Regions from separate parts of the Homo sapiens genome. Here region 1 is linked to region 2. Evidence: read pairs that join two places in POLR2A ChIA-PET (ENCODE). Cell type or tissue: MCF 10A. All regions are shown on one strand.

Region 1 (8,000 bases), 70 kb after region 2:
AGTCCCAGGGGTACTGGAGACAGGGCTTGAAGGGTCCAGGACACAGGGGATTGGGCGCTCTGGGAGCCCATGGCAACAGCTCTACAGCTGTATAACACCCCTCCCCAAAACTCCGTAGCTTTAAACAATTGATTCTTTCTCACAATTTTTCAGTCTGGACTGGCTTCAGCGGGGTGATCTTCCTGCTCCCCGTGTGTTTACTGGGGCAGGAATGTCCAAGATGGCTTCTCCAATCACGTGCCTGGTGTCTCAGCTGGGGTGGCTGAAGAGTGGAGACATGGCTGGGCATTGCTGCCTCCATAGAGCCTGTCCCTCAGACCAGCTTGGTTTCTTCACACCACGGTGGTCTCTGGATAGTTGGGCTTTTCATATGGCCAATGGCTTCTAAGAGGGTAGAAATAGATCTGCCCGTTCTCTTAAGGCTTTGGCTCAGAAGTCTCAGTGTCCCTCCAGTACGCTGCTCAAAGCAATTCCCAAGGCCAGTCCTGATTCAAGGGAGGGAAAAGACTTCACCTCTTGAGGGGCAGAACAGCATTGTGTGTACAGAGGGAAGGAAAGTGAAGGACGGCAGAATACACATCAGCCATGTATGTCCCTCTCCTTTGGGTCACTGTTGCAATTTTACATTTGTTTGTGATTTATTTGAGAAGAGTCTCCCAGATGGCAGGGACCGTGACTACACATGCTCACTGCTGTATCTCTCGTGTCTAGCATGGTGTTGATCACATTGCAGAATTTAAAATGCATTTGTTGAATGAATGAATATCCCCTTCAAGATGCAGTAGCCACAGTCACATTGAACTGCTTCAGAGACTGAAATGCTTCCATTTTTGTGTGGTGAAAGTTTGATAAAGGGTTTTTAGAGGGAGTGGGATACAGAAAGCTTTGATTCAGCGTTCTTGCTGGCAGAAGACCTAGTTTTGCTTGAAGGCTCTAGAATGCATATTTTGGCACTGGATCCCAGATGTCTGTGGGAGGCCTTAGGGTGGGGGAGAACTGAAGTGAGAGAAAAGGACTTAATACAATAGGATTCCCCCCATGCCTCCCCTGTTTTATGGATGTTCTTAGCACCCAGCACAGATTTCCTACAACTGATAAAATCATCAATAACAGGAACCACCCACCAAGACTTGCTGGAGCAACCGCCCAGGAAGGCTCTCCTTAAGCAAGAATTAAGAACTTCCTCAAGTTTGGGATGCTTAGTGTGGGGTAAAGGTTGTATTTGGGAGGCAGCCTGGGGTAAAGAAAAGAACAGAGCGTCAGAAAAACTGGGTTTCTTTCCAGCTTTCCCATGCACTAAGGAATAGCCCTGAATAAGGCACTTCTCCTAGCACCAAATCACCTTCCGAAATCCTTTGAGGGCTCAGCCAGCTTCAGGTCTAACGCTCTCCTGACGCACTTAGTTAAGCCATGCTCTGTCTTGTAATGGGATATAAAAAATCCCACCCTTCCAACCTCTTTGCTCCCATCGGTAATGCCCCATCTTCCTGCCGATCCAACCTGGAACAGTGAGACTTGTCATTGATTGAGTCACTCTCTCATCTGCCACATCCACTCACTCCCCAGGTGTTGAGATGCTTGCCTCCTGGGTCTCCTACCTCCCACATCCATTCCAGGCCTGCTGCCTCTCCCCTGTCCAGGTCTTCCTGGATCGCAGACATGGCTTGGTTCCTGCCATCCCTGATTCCAGACACCCTTGCCAGAGGGCGATCAGGATGAAGCTCCTGAGGTTGGAGTTCCAAGCGCACTCACTTGCCTGGGCTCCTTTCCAAGGCCCAGGAAGAGGCGAGCATTTCACTGACAAGGTTACATGTTTGTGTAAGATATTTTAACCACCGTGGTTGTGACCCCTGTCATTTTTCACCCGTTTCCCTCATGTTGAATGGCGGTGGGGTGTCTGCAGGTCTTTTATGATATGCTCATAAAGGGAAGTGGAGTTGGTGATACATTCAGTTCGGGTTCAGTGGAACATGTTTGTGTGGTTTACTTAAAGGTGCCCGCATTGGTTGAAAGCAAATAGTGAGGTTTAGAAACTGTTTTGATTATACTCAGAACATTTTGGGGAATAAAAAGCAGTAATGCAAAGAAATTATAAATGTTTGAGATGATGGATATGCTAATTACCCTGCTCTGATCACTATGCAGTGTATGTATTGAAACATCACTATATACCCTATAAATATGGACAATTATGGGTCAAAAATAAATAAAAATTTAAAATAAATAAAATTAAACTGTATCTCCTAAAAAAACCCCTGAAAACTCACATGTATTCCTACATTTAAATCAACTCTACATAATAACAAATAAATAAATACAAAACAGTAATACATTAGGAAGAAAAGACAGATTTTGAATAAAAGTGATAAATAGGCTCTTGGATTATTTGATAATTTGATTAATAATTTGAATCATGTGGACACAACGGAAACAATTTTAATTTCTTGCTGATTTGGCACAAAATACCAATGTCAACAAGTTTAGCCCAAACCTCATAATACACATTACAGTGAGGACATTGACGATCAAATGTTTGATGAGTGTAATGATTGAAAAGAGTATTTGAGATTAGTCAACACATAAGACAGCTTGAAATCTGAGAGCTCTTACAAACTCATGTATGAAAGAAGCTGGATGGAGGTTTGTGCAACGTTAGCAACAACCCTAAATCTTTACCTCACCTTACCCCCAGGAAGGCATCAGGCTGAAAGGAACTTTCTTAAACCATCAATTTTTTTTATTTGATTTACCATGTCAAGGAAAAACTGAATTATATTTCTATCATGATATAGAAGATGATATGCAAAATCACTGTCATGTGAAGAGACTTTTAAAGACTATATAGCCCCTGCCTCAAATAAAAAGCAGGAAAAAAGTCATAGGAATACCCCAGGCAATTATTTGAAAAGTCATTTTACATCTTTAGATTTTTTATGACATTTTACCATTTTTTTATTTTGTAATTTGTTACGGTTTCCTTTCTCAGTCTATGAAAATATTCTTTTTTCATTCCTAATTTTGCATTTATAAGTTTGTATGCCTTTTCTTAAAGAGGACCCTAAAATACATGAGCAGCGAGCCATATAAAACCTGAGCTACCTTGCCAATAGTCAATTCCCCTTCCTTTCTCCTAAGAGAATACAAATGTATTCAGGGACCCACTTTCTTCTGTCTGACCTTGGGTTTCAAGGGAGGTGGTTCCAGCTGTACTCCCATAGGACCCCATTCCCCTTCCAGTAACTGTTTTAGGCATACACATGTGGTGTAACTCTGGGCGATGAATAGGAAGAAAAGTCTACTGGGGGAGTTGGTGAAAGGTTTGCTTCTTTGATTAAAGCTTTATATTTTTCATTTTTGTTTTAAAAGCCACCCAGGGTGGAGTGCCCTATCTTTGTCATCTGGACTTTGTTGTGTTTGGATGTGATTTCTGGAATCATAGCAGCCATCTTGTGACAGGGAGGACAGCCAGCCTCAGAACAAGCCAACCAGCAGAGAATGATGGAGGGAAAAGAGCCAGCCCCAGCCCCACATTCAGACTTCTGTGTGAAGTAACGATATGTTTTCTTTTTCTTAAAGCCAGTTGAGTCAAAGTTTCTATTACTTGTATCTCAAAGCTTCTCAATGGATACACTTTCTCTCAAAGCTCTCCATTGCCTCTGACAACCCTCTTGGGGTGATTTTTTTTTGCACAGTTAAAATAAAGGGATGATCAGAGAATGATTTCACAAATCACATGGTTTGCCATACAAAGACAAAGTTTTGCTTTCATTCATAAAGCTTAAGAGGAGAGTAACAAGGACAAATCTCATTGAAAATATACTCAATAGACTTTATTGTGTACCATTATTTTGTACATGGTATACGTTGCATACTGTACTGTATATATAGTGTGCAGTGTACATTATTGTGTACTATTAATGTGGTACAGTAACCACGTAGCTTCAATTTTGTTAGAGTCCAATTATTAAAGTCTGGTTGCTCAATGACGATAGATGCAAGCCTCGGTGGAATGTAAGTCTAATTAAAGTTTGAGGTGTAGCTTTATACAAGAGGTTCTTGGAAGAGAAGGCTCAATCAACACAGTGAACAACACAGTGAAGATCTATAATGACATGCAAGAATGCTTAGTGCTTGAGAGGTGCTAGTGTAGGCTGGTGAGGCTCCAGAGATCAGCTCCAAAGCCAATAGGGTGTGGCCCTGCCGTAGCCTGAGCTCTCAGATTTTAAAGAGGCGGCTGACGGAGTGCACCCTGCCACAACCTAAGCTCCCAAAGTCTCTGTCAAACTCTTAGGTTTATATGTATGATGGAGTCCAGTGGTTGAGATCAGTAACTCACATATGGAGTCTGATAAAGTGGAACCATCACATTCCCAAGGGGCAGGGCAAGTTCTTAGCACAGCAAAACACATGTCACTCACATAGCAAACTATGGAAGTGTATGGAGTCTTTTCAAAGCTATACAACAGTCGTTTTCTAGTCTCTTGGTATTTGTACCCATCCTCCCCACCCTACCGTATTTCTGAGGACTCACAGCCACACAGCCTCTAATCTTAATGGACATGTGCTGTGTGTACTCCTTCCCACATTTCATGTGCACAGGCTCACCTGTCTGGTTTCCCTCCCCTTTATCTTCGGGGTACCATATCCAACTCAAGCTCTGAGGCCCATGTGAGCCTTCTCTGATTAATTCAGCTGAATCATCTCTTTTTTCTGTATATTTCTATAGCATCTACAGTTCTTTATCACATAATATGGTGTATGATATTGAATTATACAAAATGATAGAAAAGCATTCTACCTCTGTTAGCCTTGTCTTCTTAACTGTTTTCCCATGAAGGAAGAAATCAATCCACATATATCTTTTCTATCTCTAAAGATACAGTAAGAATTACACAAACACTTATCCAAATTCCACCATCGAGAAATTTAAAATTAAAATTATTTGCAGTATAATCCATATTTCTCAATTACTTACCTGTCAATTTTGCACCCAGTATGGCTTGAAAAAAGCTGCAGATGATGTTAAAGGGCCAGTCAGCCCACCCATGACGCTAAGATAGCTGATGCTACAAACGAGTCACAAAACCAGAATTTGAAATTGAATAAAAACTAATAGCAATGTTGGACTGAAAAGCAATTATTTATATTTATATATAAATGTGTATGAGTACTGCATGATGAATAACTATCAACAATTGCTTTAGAAGCCATTTACAATGTTTTAAAAGTAATCACCTCAGCCTGGCCAACATAGAGAAACTTTGTCTCAGCTAAAAATACAAGAATTAGCCAGGCATAGTGGCGCATGCCTATAGTCCCAGCTACTCGGGAGGCTAAGGCACAAGAATCGCTTGAACCTGGGAGGCAGTTTGCAGTGAGCCATGATTGCACCACTGTACTCCAGCCTGGGCAACAGAGCAAGCCTCTATCTCAAAAAAAAAAAAAAAAAAAAAAAGTAACTACCTCTTATGCTGTGCATTGGGACAACTGGCTAAATTAGCATTGGCATCTTTATAAATGAAGACAAATGTACATGTATTCTACATGGACCAAAGCTGAAACAAGACAGGCAGCTGCGTTGTTTTTTAGATGGTCCTCAACTTATGATGGCTTGACTTATGATTTGTCTACTTTACAATGGTACGAAAGCAAAATGCATTCAGTAGAAATCAAACTTCAAATTTTGAGTTTTCATCTTTCCCCAGGATGTTGATAAACAGTACAATACTCTTGGGATGCTGGGCAGTGACAGCGAGCTGCAGCTCCCAGCCAGCCCTGTGATCACGAGGGTAAGCAACCCACACCCTAGAGTGTGCCGTGTTGCCAGATAATTTGCCCAACTGTAGGCTAAGGTAAGTGTTCTGAGGATGTTTAAGGGAGGCTGAGCTAAGCTATGATGCTTGGTAGGTTAGGTGTATTACATGTATTTTCTACTTAATGATATCTTCAACCTGTGATGGGCTTATCAGGACGTAGCTCCATCGTAAATCAAGGAGAATCTATATAATGCATATTTATTATTTTTCATGTCACTGAAATATGCTATTGTATTTGACTTCACAGTAGTGTACTTATAAGCATTTCTCCTGTTACATTTCAAGTGTGCAGGTTTCTCTCTTCTGAGCTCTGAGTCAGGAAATCTGCTGGCTGTGGATCGTGGATCACACCACAAACCTTCTCACCCCACACCCCACCACATCCTGTGCCTTTTGACAGAGACAGCTGCTCCACACCCACTGAAACACTCAAGGAATGCTCAGTGATACATATCTACATATATTCACTCATTCATTCATAGTTATTTAGGGACACAGTGATAAACTGATTCAGTCTTTGCTATGATGGATTTTAGAGTCTAGTTTAGGGAGCAAACATTAACCAACAATCAAAAAATAAATATGTGTACATATAACACTCATTTTAACACCACTTTACATTAACTCTCAGTTCTAATGCAGAATTAGAATCTCAGTGCTAATGCACTGAGTCTTTATCTTACGCAATGAATATCCATGAAGAAGATTCTGGAGGTCCAGTGAAGTCCTATGGAGAGAAGAGCAGATCCAATTGCAGAGACCCAATCTTCAGGAAACCTAGTTACCAACTTTAATAAGTTCCTCCTTTGTTTTTTTTTTTTTTCTAAATGGACTGTAATCTGTGTATGCCGTTTCTTCATAGCACATTGAGTCATCCTCTTGCTAGGCTTAAAACAGGTGCACTCACTAGAACAGGTTATGTTCAGCCGAGGTAACAGGCACTCCTAAAATGACAGTAGCTGAAAACAGCAAAGGTTTATTTCTCATGTTACGTGTCCTTCACTTGGAACACATTCTTCTTTTTACTATCTTCACTCAAGAACTCAAGCTGAGGAAGTTTCATTTCTGAAGAAAAAAAAGAAGATGAACTGTTCTAGCTTGAAACACTTATCACATCTCATTGGCCAGATCAGGTCAGATGGCTCTGCTCAACCACAGAGGGGGACAGGAAACAGCTTTTTGTGTGTCTTGAAGGAAAGAATTGGGTACCAGTGTAGCACTAATGACTACCTCTGTGTGTTTCACAGGATCAAAGTCACCTGAAAGGAAGGCTGGTGTCAGCCCAGGAGCAGCCAAATCCCATTGTACCACTGTTTTTTCTTGGGTGGCATCTTTGATTGGATAATATCCTGCCTTTCTTTACTTACTCCATAGTAAAGATCCCTCTCAAGGCAATTGATACTCATTTGAAAAACTAAAACCACATATACTCAAAAGGGTCTTCTACAGAAGATAGCTATGAGAATTATGTATGATCATTGTATGTTTTCTTGAGGATGCCTGGGGGCTAGGACTATTGAGGACATCCACAGATGAAGAGGAGGCAGCAGCCAGTGCCCAGGTCCCAGCGTATAGGAGATGCACACAGGACTGAGTTCTCCTTTCAGTCCAAAAGGAAAAGATGGGTGCTGGAGCTCAGCTTTGGCCCTTTCAGGTAGTAAATGATGCAACTGTGTTGACTGCATCATGTGGAGGGAGAAGTTGCTGGCTTGCTTGTTTTTTAAAGACGTTTCATCACCAGCCCCTAACTACAGCCCCACAGGCCACACTTTGCTCACTAACAATGACTTCAGAAACTCAAGAGCTGTGCTATTCAATATGGTAGCCACCAGCCACAGGTAGCTCTTTAGATTTCATTAAATACAATTTAAAATGTAATTCCTTGGTTGCACTAGCCACTTTACAAGTGCTTAATAGTGACATAGAGCTAGTGGCTACCATAATTCTACAACACAAATATAGACTGTTTCTATCATCACATGAAGTTTATTGGACAGAGCTATTCTACAAGACCCAGGTTTGAGAACAGGACACCATCTCTGATGTACTATTGCCAGAATAATAGAACTTGAATTTTATCAAGACTATGATTCAAGGAAATGCAGAAACTGGAAGAACATGTAAAAATGGCCGGGCGCAGTGGCTCCCACCTGTAATTCCAGCACTTTGGGAGGCCGAGGTGGG
Region 2 (8,000 bases):
GGGTCTTCCTATGTATCCTCTTCCCACAGGACGCCATCTTCAGGATGGCCAGAACTTGAAAAATCTGTGATCAGTACAGTATCAATAGCAAAAGCAGCCTAATACAAAACCTTTCTTAGGGACATCTATATTTATATGGGAGAAAATACCTCAATGCAAAGGAAAAACGTGCTAACAGTGACATTTGAGGTGTTGGGCAGGGCAAGCATGGTGATTATTTGAGTTAGGAGACCTTTCTTCTTTTAACTGGCATATTCTCAAATTGCACCTTGCAGATACACCTATTCTCTGCTCGTCATGCATGTATGACATGTATCTTAAATACAGATGATTACCAAGTAACAAGATTAAGATTCATTTGTCACTTATGAAATCCATCTTGCTGCATTTCAGCTAGAGTGTCATATGCCCCAGTTTGCCCAGAAAGGTGCCAGTTTCCCTGTTGACCAGAATAATTAATAGTAGTACCCCCTTCACTCTCAAAATTAAATGCTTATTGTAATTACACTAACCTATATGCATAAGTATCCTTAAATATATGTGTATGCGTGCACACAGAACATGTATGCACATGAGTGGGAGAGAGACTACGTGCATTAAAAATGCACACAGTAGAACTTGGAATCCATTTTCCTTCAGAAACAATATCACACAGGGTGGTTGGGTTTGTAAACCAAAAGATGTCTCAATTAATTTAGAAGTTTATTTTGCCAAGGTTATGAATTGTGACTCATGGCACATCCTCCAGAGGGCCTATGGGCATGTGCCCAAGGTGGCTGGGCTACAGCTCAGTTTTATACATTTTAGTGAGACCTAAGGCATCAATCAATACATGTGAATATACGTTGGTTCGCTCTGGAAAGGTGGGATAATGTAAAGTGTTGCGGGAGGTGGGCTTCCAGGGGTTTTTATAGGTGGATTCAAATATTTTTTTGGTTGGCAATTGGTTGAAAGAGTTAAGTTATATCTAAAGACTTGGAATCAATAGAAAGGAGTGTCTGGGTTAAGATAAGGGGTTGTGGAGACCAAAGTTCTTATTTTGTAGATAAAGTCTCATAGGTGGCTGCCCTTAGAAGCAATGGCAAATGTTTCCTATTTAGACTTTTAACAGGTGCTGGGCTCTCAGCCAATCTCTTTAGGATCAGAAAATACCTGGAAAGGGAAGGGGATTCTCTATAGAATGTAAATTTCCCCCACAAGAGACAGCTTTGCGTATTTCTTTGACAAAAACACGTCAAAGAAATATATTTGGGGCTAAAACACTTTGATTTATTTCAAGGCCCTGCTATCTATCCTGTGATGCTATCCTAGAGTCAGGTTGGAATTTGGTATCTTACTGCTACAAAGAGTCTGTTCTGTCGGTCTTAGGATCTTTGTTTTAATGTCAATGCTTGTCAGTTGTGCCTGAACTCCAAAGGGTGGAGACCATAATGAGCTATGTCTGACACCCCCTTCCCATCAGGGTCTCAACTGGTTTTTCAGGTTTCAGTGAGTCCCCTTGGCTGACAGCAGGGTTCCATTAAGTCAGTTGGAGGACTTAGAATTTTATTTTTGGTTTACAGATTCTAAGACCTTTTAGAAAACCATTTTACGATTGCAGATCCCCAGTCTGCCCTCTTTCATCCTGCTCCACCCAAAAGGCTGATCTGAATGATCTGCACTCACTGGCCCCTTTGTTCTCTGGCTTCTGGTTGGGTTCACCCAATGGGTGGAGGGAGATGGAGATTTGGATGTTGACTCCCTGGCTCCCTGCTCACTTAGCACAAGCTGACTGTGTCTCTCCACTGAAGATGGTCTGGCTGGTGGCCGTACCCACAAAGCTGTCTCCCCCAAGTTTTGATAACTACTCCTGTCATTGCCTCTTGAGGCCCAGCGTGACACCTGAGGTTTCCCATTGACATTCTCCATGTGACTGCATCATCCCTTGTGATTTCTCTACATGCTGCCAACATCTCTGGAAACAATCCCTTTATTAAACTCTCTTAAATTATCCAGTTTGAGTGTGTCATGTGTTTCCTCCCTGACTCATGTAAGATTCTTTTGCAGGCTGCTCCAAGATATCAACTACCATGTAAAACATTGCTCCCTGGGAAAATTTACTTCAAGGAGCAAGTCAGATTGCCAGGAAATTATCCATTCCCAATGTTGCCCCAGCAGGAAGAGGGGATCTCACCCTCTCAAGTTGAGTAAATGGGGGTAAGCTGCCCCACCTCCAGTAGTTCTTGACATTCCAGTAGTTCCATGAAACCAGATGGAATGGCTGCATGGTGGCCAGGACTGTAGGCAGCAGCAATAGGAAAGGCCAAAGGAAGAGGCTGGATCCCTACAGTCATCGTGTTCATGTGCAGGGACTGAGCTCAACTGAGGGTTTGTAAGTCAGGGGTGGCTTGAGCACATGTCCCTATGTGCATAGTAATATTAACTCATTCATCATGTATTTATTGAGTGGCTCTTATGCACCAAACATTGTGCTTGGAAGATTTTACATCCATATCTCTTTAAGCCTCAAAACAACCAAGAAGTAGAAATTTTGTTTACAGCTAAAGAAACTACATATACTTTGGGATGGTTAATTTTAGGTGTCAACTTGACTGGGTTGAGGGACGCCTAGAGGGCTGGTGAAGTGTTGTTTCTGGGTGTGTTTGTGAGGGTGTTGCCAGAGGAGATTGACATTTGAGTCAGTGGACTGGGAGAGGGAGAGGGTGCGTAATGTGGATGGGCACTATCCAGTCAGCTGCCAGTGCAGCTAGAACAGGGCGGGTGGAAGAAGATGGATAAATGTGCTTGCTGAGTCTTCTGGCTCTCTTTCTTCTTCCCATGCCAGACGCCTGCTTCTCCTCCTCCTCCTGTTGGACATCAGACTCCAGGTTCTTTGGCCTTAGGGCTCTGGAACTTGCACTGACGGCTGCCCAGGGAGCTTTGGGCCTCCAGCCACAGACTGAAGGATGCACTGTTGGCTTCCCGGATTTTGAGGCTTTCGGGCTTGGACTGAGCCACTACTGGCTTTTCTCTTTCCCTAGCTTGCAGGCAGCCTATTATGGGACTTCAGCTTGTAATTATGTGAGCCAATTCTCCCTAATAAACTCCCTTTTATATATACATATATCCTGTTTGTTCTATCCTTCTGGAGAGCTCTGACTAGTACATGTATTTATATTTATCTGTCTTTCCACACACATATACAAAAACACGCACAAACAATATCAAACAACCAGCAATGAAAATTTGAGCTTAAAGGTACAAAAGCTTAACCAACTGCCTCCAGAAACTGAGATCCAGAGAAGTTAAGTGGCTCACCGGGGAAGGCACACAGGAAAGCCCTGGTAGAAATCAGTGGCTCTCACACCAGACTTAGAGGATGTCTATCTGACTGGTCAGCCATCCTTCTTCAATGCATATGTCATTTCCTATCAATTAACATGTCACTAGAGTGCTAATAGATACATGTATGCCCATGAAGAAACAGCCTTCCTATTCAAGCAATGAACTCATCCCATTCATAATTCCCATGAGAGTGTAGGAAAAGGACAGAACCCAGGGGACTCTGTCGTGCCCACTGTGGGAAGAGTCACACTGATAAAAGTACACTGGAGCCTCTGTGACCAAGAACGTCATTTCTGGCAGGCTGAAGAGAGAAGACCAAGATGGCCAAGGGGACAATGTACACATACAAGAAGGAGGACAACTGAGCAAAGAAAATGCACTGCCACATTCAGTTCGGATTCAACACAGTCCGCAGGGAAACTGTAGCCTCATTTGCTGCAGATGGCTTAGTGAGATGCTGCAGACCACATTTCACGGGAGCCATAAAATGTGCCCTCGCAATGGACATGCTCAGGGTGCTGGCCTCAGTCTCTTTCCTCGTTGGCTCTATTGTCTGTTTCGTATCCCTGTCAACTCTTCAGAGATTTCTCTTTTTCCCCACTACTCTTGTGCCCGAGCCTCTCTCACCAACTGCTGGTGAGCCCTCTGGGCCAGCTAGACATCTTCCTAGAAGTAGGAAGGGAAATACCATATGTCCTCCTGTCTTCTCGTCCCCACCCTGTTTAACACCAAATGCTAATCAACACAGTGTTCTCTCAAGCCCTGATACCTTGAAAATGCCAGAAAGAATTAATCCATGAAATGCAATTCCCTCTTGGGTTCATTCGTCCTCATCTCACAGTTTGTGCAGTTTGGGCAGAACACACAGCAATCAGATGGCTGCCAGGATACTTGTAAATCCCATTACTGTTCCCTGGAGGTGCACCCATATTGGAGCCAAAAAATGACTCATGGATGATCAGTTTCACGGTGCTAAACCCCAATCCCATGACAACATCATACCTCATCAGCTTTGACATTCTGTTTTGCAACTGAATCTTTAACAGAACTGGATTTTCATTTACAGCCACTCTCAAGAAGCAATATTAACTGCATGGGGTAATTCTCCAACCAAGATCAGAGGCCTTAATTTATAATCTGGATAGGGTACTGAAATCAAGAGACAATATAGCACTATGGATTGTGGCATGCCCTTATAATTATCCTAGGCAGGTCTGAGTGAGTACTTATTTTTTTTAACAGTATTAGGTTCCTTTTATGAGCAGAAAATTGACTGCTTCCCACCAGTCCCTTAGAGATGTGATCCATGTTAGTATTCATTTTAAAGATACAAGAAAAACACTTAAATAGTTTTGAGAATGAAATTTACAGTGAATTTTGTGGCTCCCTCTACAATTCTTTAGTTTCAAGGTCAAAGCTTGCCTGATAATATCAACATTAAGAAAGACCTAAAAATAATAATATTAAAATTATAGTTGCTTAGTATTTAGCACCTAGTCTTTAAAAGTCCTTGTTCTAAGTACTGTACATATTATCTTGTTTAATCCTCACACTAATCTTATAAAATAGGACTGCTATTATCCCCATCTTATTAATGAGAAAACTAGAACTTTAAGAGGCCAAAATAAATAAATGTTCAAGGTCACATGGCTAAGTGTGGCAATGTCAGGATTCAAGTCAGATCTCTCTGACATCAGAACCCTCTTCTTCACCTCTAAACAACACTGGAGCAGAGGCAAATGAGATTTGATTTACTCTTCTCCCATCTTTTCTGCCTTACGTTTGTTTTTCCATTTTTCCTCTTTCTGCAATGTTTGGAAGACTGAGGAGTACAGCTCCAGTCTCAAAACAATTTAGCAACTGCTTGAGTCAGAGGCAGTTGACCTTAGAATAACTGGGCAGGTTTTTATTTGAAGCTCTATTTGTTGAATAATAGCTTATCTCTAAAGAGAAGTATTTGGATGCCAAAAAGAAAAAGTGAGGAAAGAAAGATAACACCTAAATTCAGCCCAACATAAACAATGTTGAAATATCTGGAATACATGAGGGCTTTCCACATGAATGATTTATATGATTAGGGAAACAATATGTGGTGACGAGTGTGTGTGTGTGTGTGTGTGTGTGTGTATGTGTATGTTATAGGGACAGGGTCAGGATGAAGGGAATAATATCCCATTATAAGGAAGTTAGTCTAAATCTCTCAGATTTCCTTTCATTTAAAATATTTAGAAAACTTGTAAGTCCTCCCCTGCCAGAAGAAAAATTAACGTTTCTATGCACTTGTTCATTTAATGTATGAGTTCATTTATTTATTCTTTCATCAAACATTTACTCATTCACATTTAAGAGTCTGAACATATATACCATTAAGTTGCAATATACTATATATATATATATTCCAATTTTGTGGGAAAAATATATAATGCAACATAATATTTTATAGTAGTTACATATCACATATTATATTTAATTCAATATAATGTTTTATACTTTATTAAAAATCACATCATATTGTATACTCTGCCTAGGTTATAGATCCGTATTTATTTTAATGTTACATACAAACATTAAAGTTATAGAGTTATAGGTGATTTTTTCTTTTGTATTTTTTGGTTCGCCTAAATTTTCTATAATAAATGTATATTACGTACTTAGAAATGTAACAATATTTATTTTCAAGAACACAGCCTGATAACTAAACTATCCTACTTTCTCATTTCACAAATGAAAAAGCCCAGGCTTTCCTATGATAGTATCAGCTCTGTTAAAGAAACATTCAGCCTCTATGAACTTGTTACAAACCTTTGTCTTCAGAATTCTACATCTCCACCTATTAAGTACTTTCTAAGCAGGTGGGGAAAGGACTGTGGGCTCACACACACATACACGCTCACTCACACTGGAGAATAAGGAGAATGCAGGTTATCACCCTGAGTGGCGCAGTTTGACAGCTGCAGCTTCTCAGTGGTGGCTCTGAAAATGTGGCCTCTGAAAACCTGAGGAGTCGTGATCTGCCTGCACTCACCTGAGCATTCATCATCCCCTTTATATAAATGAAAACAGCAGCAGCCAGCCCCATCAGCCCTATAGAGAGACACTGAACATGTCAGTCTAACTGCAAATGTAACTGAACGCATATTGCCCTTACATGGCAAAGGAAGTTCTCCCCCAAATCTTAATCTAGAAGGGAATGGGTACTGATTTCAGCAGAATGGGATCATCAGACATAGCTGCCATGGAGGAAGGCACTAGGAAGAGATTGCTGACAAGGCAGTGTGTTTTCTAAAGGCAAACACTGGACAAAATCTCTCCCTGCGATGGCGAGACTCACAGAGACAGGACAGCTGGGTGAGTCAGCTGGCTTCTCCCCAGAATGAGCATCAAGACACTTGCCACCCTAAATATGTATCAGGGTTGAGATCCACATGCCAGCTTCTGGGACAAGCAGGGTCTCCCTCAGCTGTGCCATTGGATTGGTTCCTCTTGTTAAAATAGTTAGAAAATTAAGACTCTTTTAATAAGCTTTAATAAGCTTCAGATATGCTGCAAGCATCAAAAGCAACACATGTCTGTTATGGCGGCTGTTGTAAACCTAGAACTAAGGAAGACGCAAATATAAAAAATGATCTCTCCCTCCCCAAGAACTTAGCAGGAGAAGTAAGATTGAAGAACATGCAATAACCAGAAAATACTGCAAGAAAGTGTATTTCCATAAATGTATATACTAAGTATGAATTAGCCCCACAACACTTGAGTATGAGAGATGTACTACCTTCATTCTTCCAGATCAGGCAAATCTGGTTCCCAGTCTTTATCTATCTGACTAGCAGAACATCTGGCATCAGTATTTGTAGGCTCCTTTCTCTCCTCCATCACATTCTGGAAGAATCCCTGGTTATCCTGGCCCTTCGTGTGTGTTGAGAGACATGGACTCTTTTTTTTTTTTTTTTCTGAGACAGAGTTTCTCTCTTGTTGCCCAGGCTGGTGCAACCGCTGCCTCCCAGGTTCAAGCAATTCTCCTGCCTCAGCCTCCCGAGTGCTGGGATTATAGGCACCTGCCTCCACACCTAGCTAATTTTTGTATTGTTAGTGGAGATGTGGTTTCATCATGTTGGCCAGGCTGGTCTCGAACTCCTGACCTTGGGTGATCCACCCGTCTTGGCCTCCCAAAGTGCTGGGATTACAGGCGTGAGCCACCACACTGGCCTCGAGACATGAATTCTACCACACCTTCTTTGACTAAGCCCACTGTTGAGTGAGCTCTTCCTTTATCATGGGTCAGTCACTAACACACACACAACAGGTCCAAAATGTATATAAATACCACACTTCTCAAGGTATGGAACTCAGCGCCAGGCTGGGCTTCGACATTGGAGATCAGTCCCTAGACAGCCCCTAGACACCTACTCCAAGGCCCTGCTCCCTCCCAGGGTTCTGTGGGGAGGGCATCCCTCACTCCTTCTCATCTCAGTCTTTCTCTTTTGAAAGAGTGAAAACAAGACAAAACTAATATCTCAATAGATTTTTCACAGATATATATGTATATGTGATATGTACCCTGCAAAGCACAGGATCTTACTTGAAAAGACAATTAATTTCCCATGCAATGCCAGAGAAAATGGAATTATTCCATAAGCCAATAGCTTTTCCCAGGGTCACCCTAAACTCCCCTACCC

The links. ChIA-PET counts read pairs that join two places held together with the same protein. Peaks named below come from ENCODE experiments on the same cell type or tissue, not always from the same donor. Only the 100,000 strongest peaks of a DNase experiment are listed, where the experiment ranks them.
Region 1: POLR2A ChIA-PET joins it to region 2 with 9 read pairs; 2 of 35 experiments call an interaction of 5 or more read pairs at or near these places.

Annotation. Positions count from the first base shown.
Region 1 is chr9:86,658,556-86,666,555 of GRCh38, reverse strand. No RefSeq gene overlaps it. Among named protein-coding and RNA genes, the nearest start is that of LINC02834, 46 kb to the left of the region's middle. In MCF 10A, no CTCF peak of the experiment used is centred here; no DNase peak of the experiment used is centred here.
Region 2 is chr9:86,729,003-86,737,002 of GRCh38, reverse strand. No RefSeq gene overlaps it. Among named protein-coding and RNA genes, the nearest start is that of LINC02834, 25 kb to the right of the region's middle. In MCF 10A, no CTCF peak of the experiment used is centred here; DNase peaks (open chromatin) are centred at 732, 4,282 and 5,272.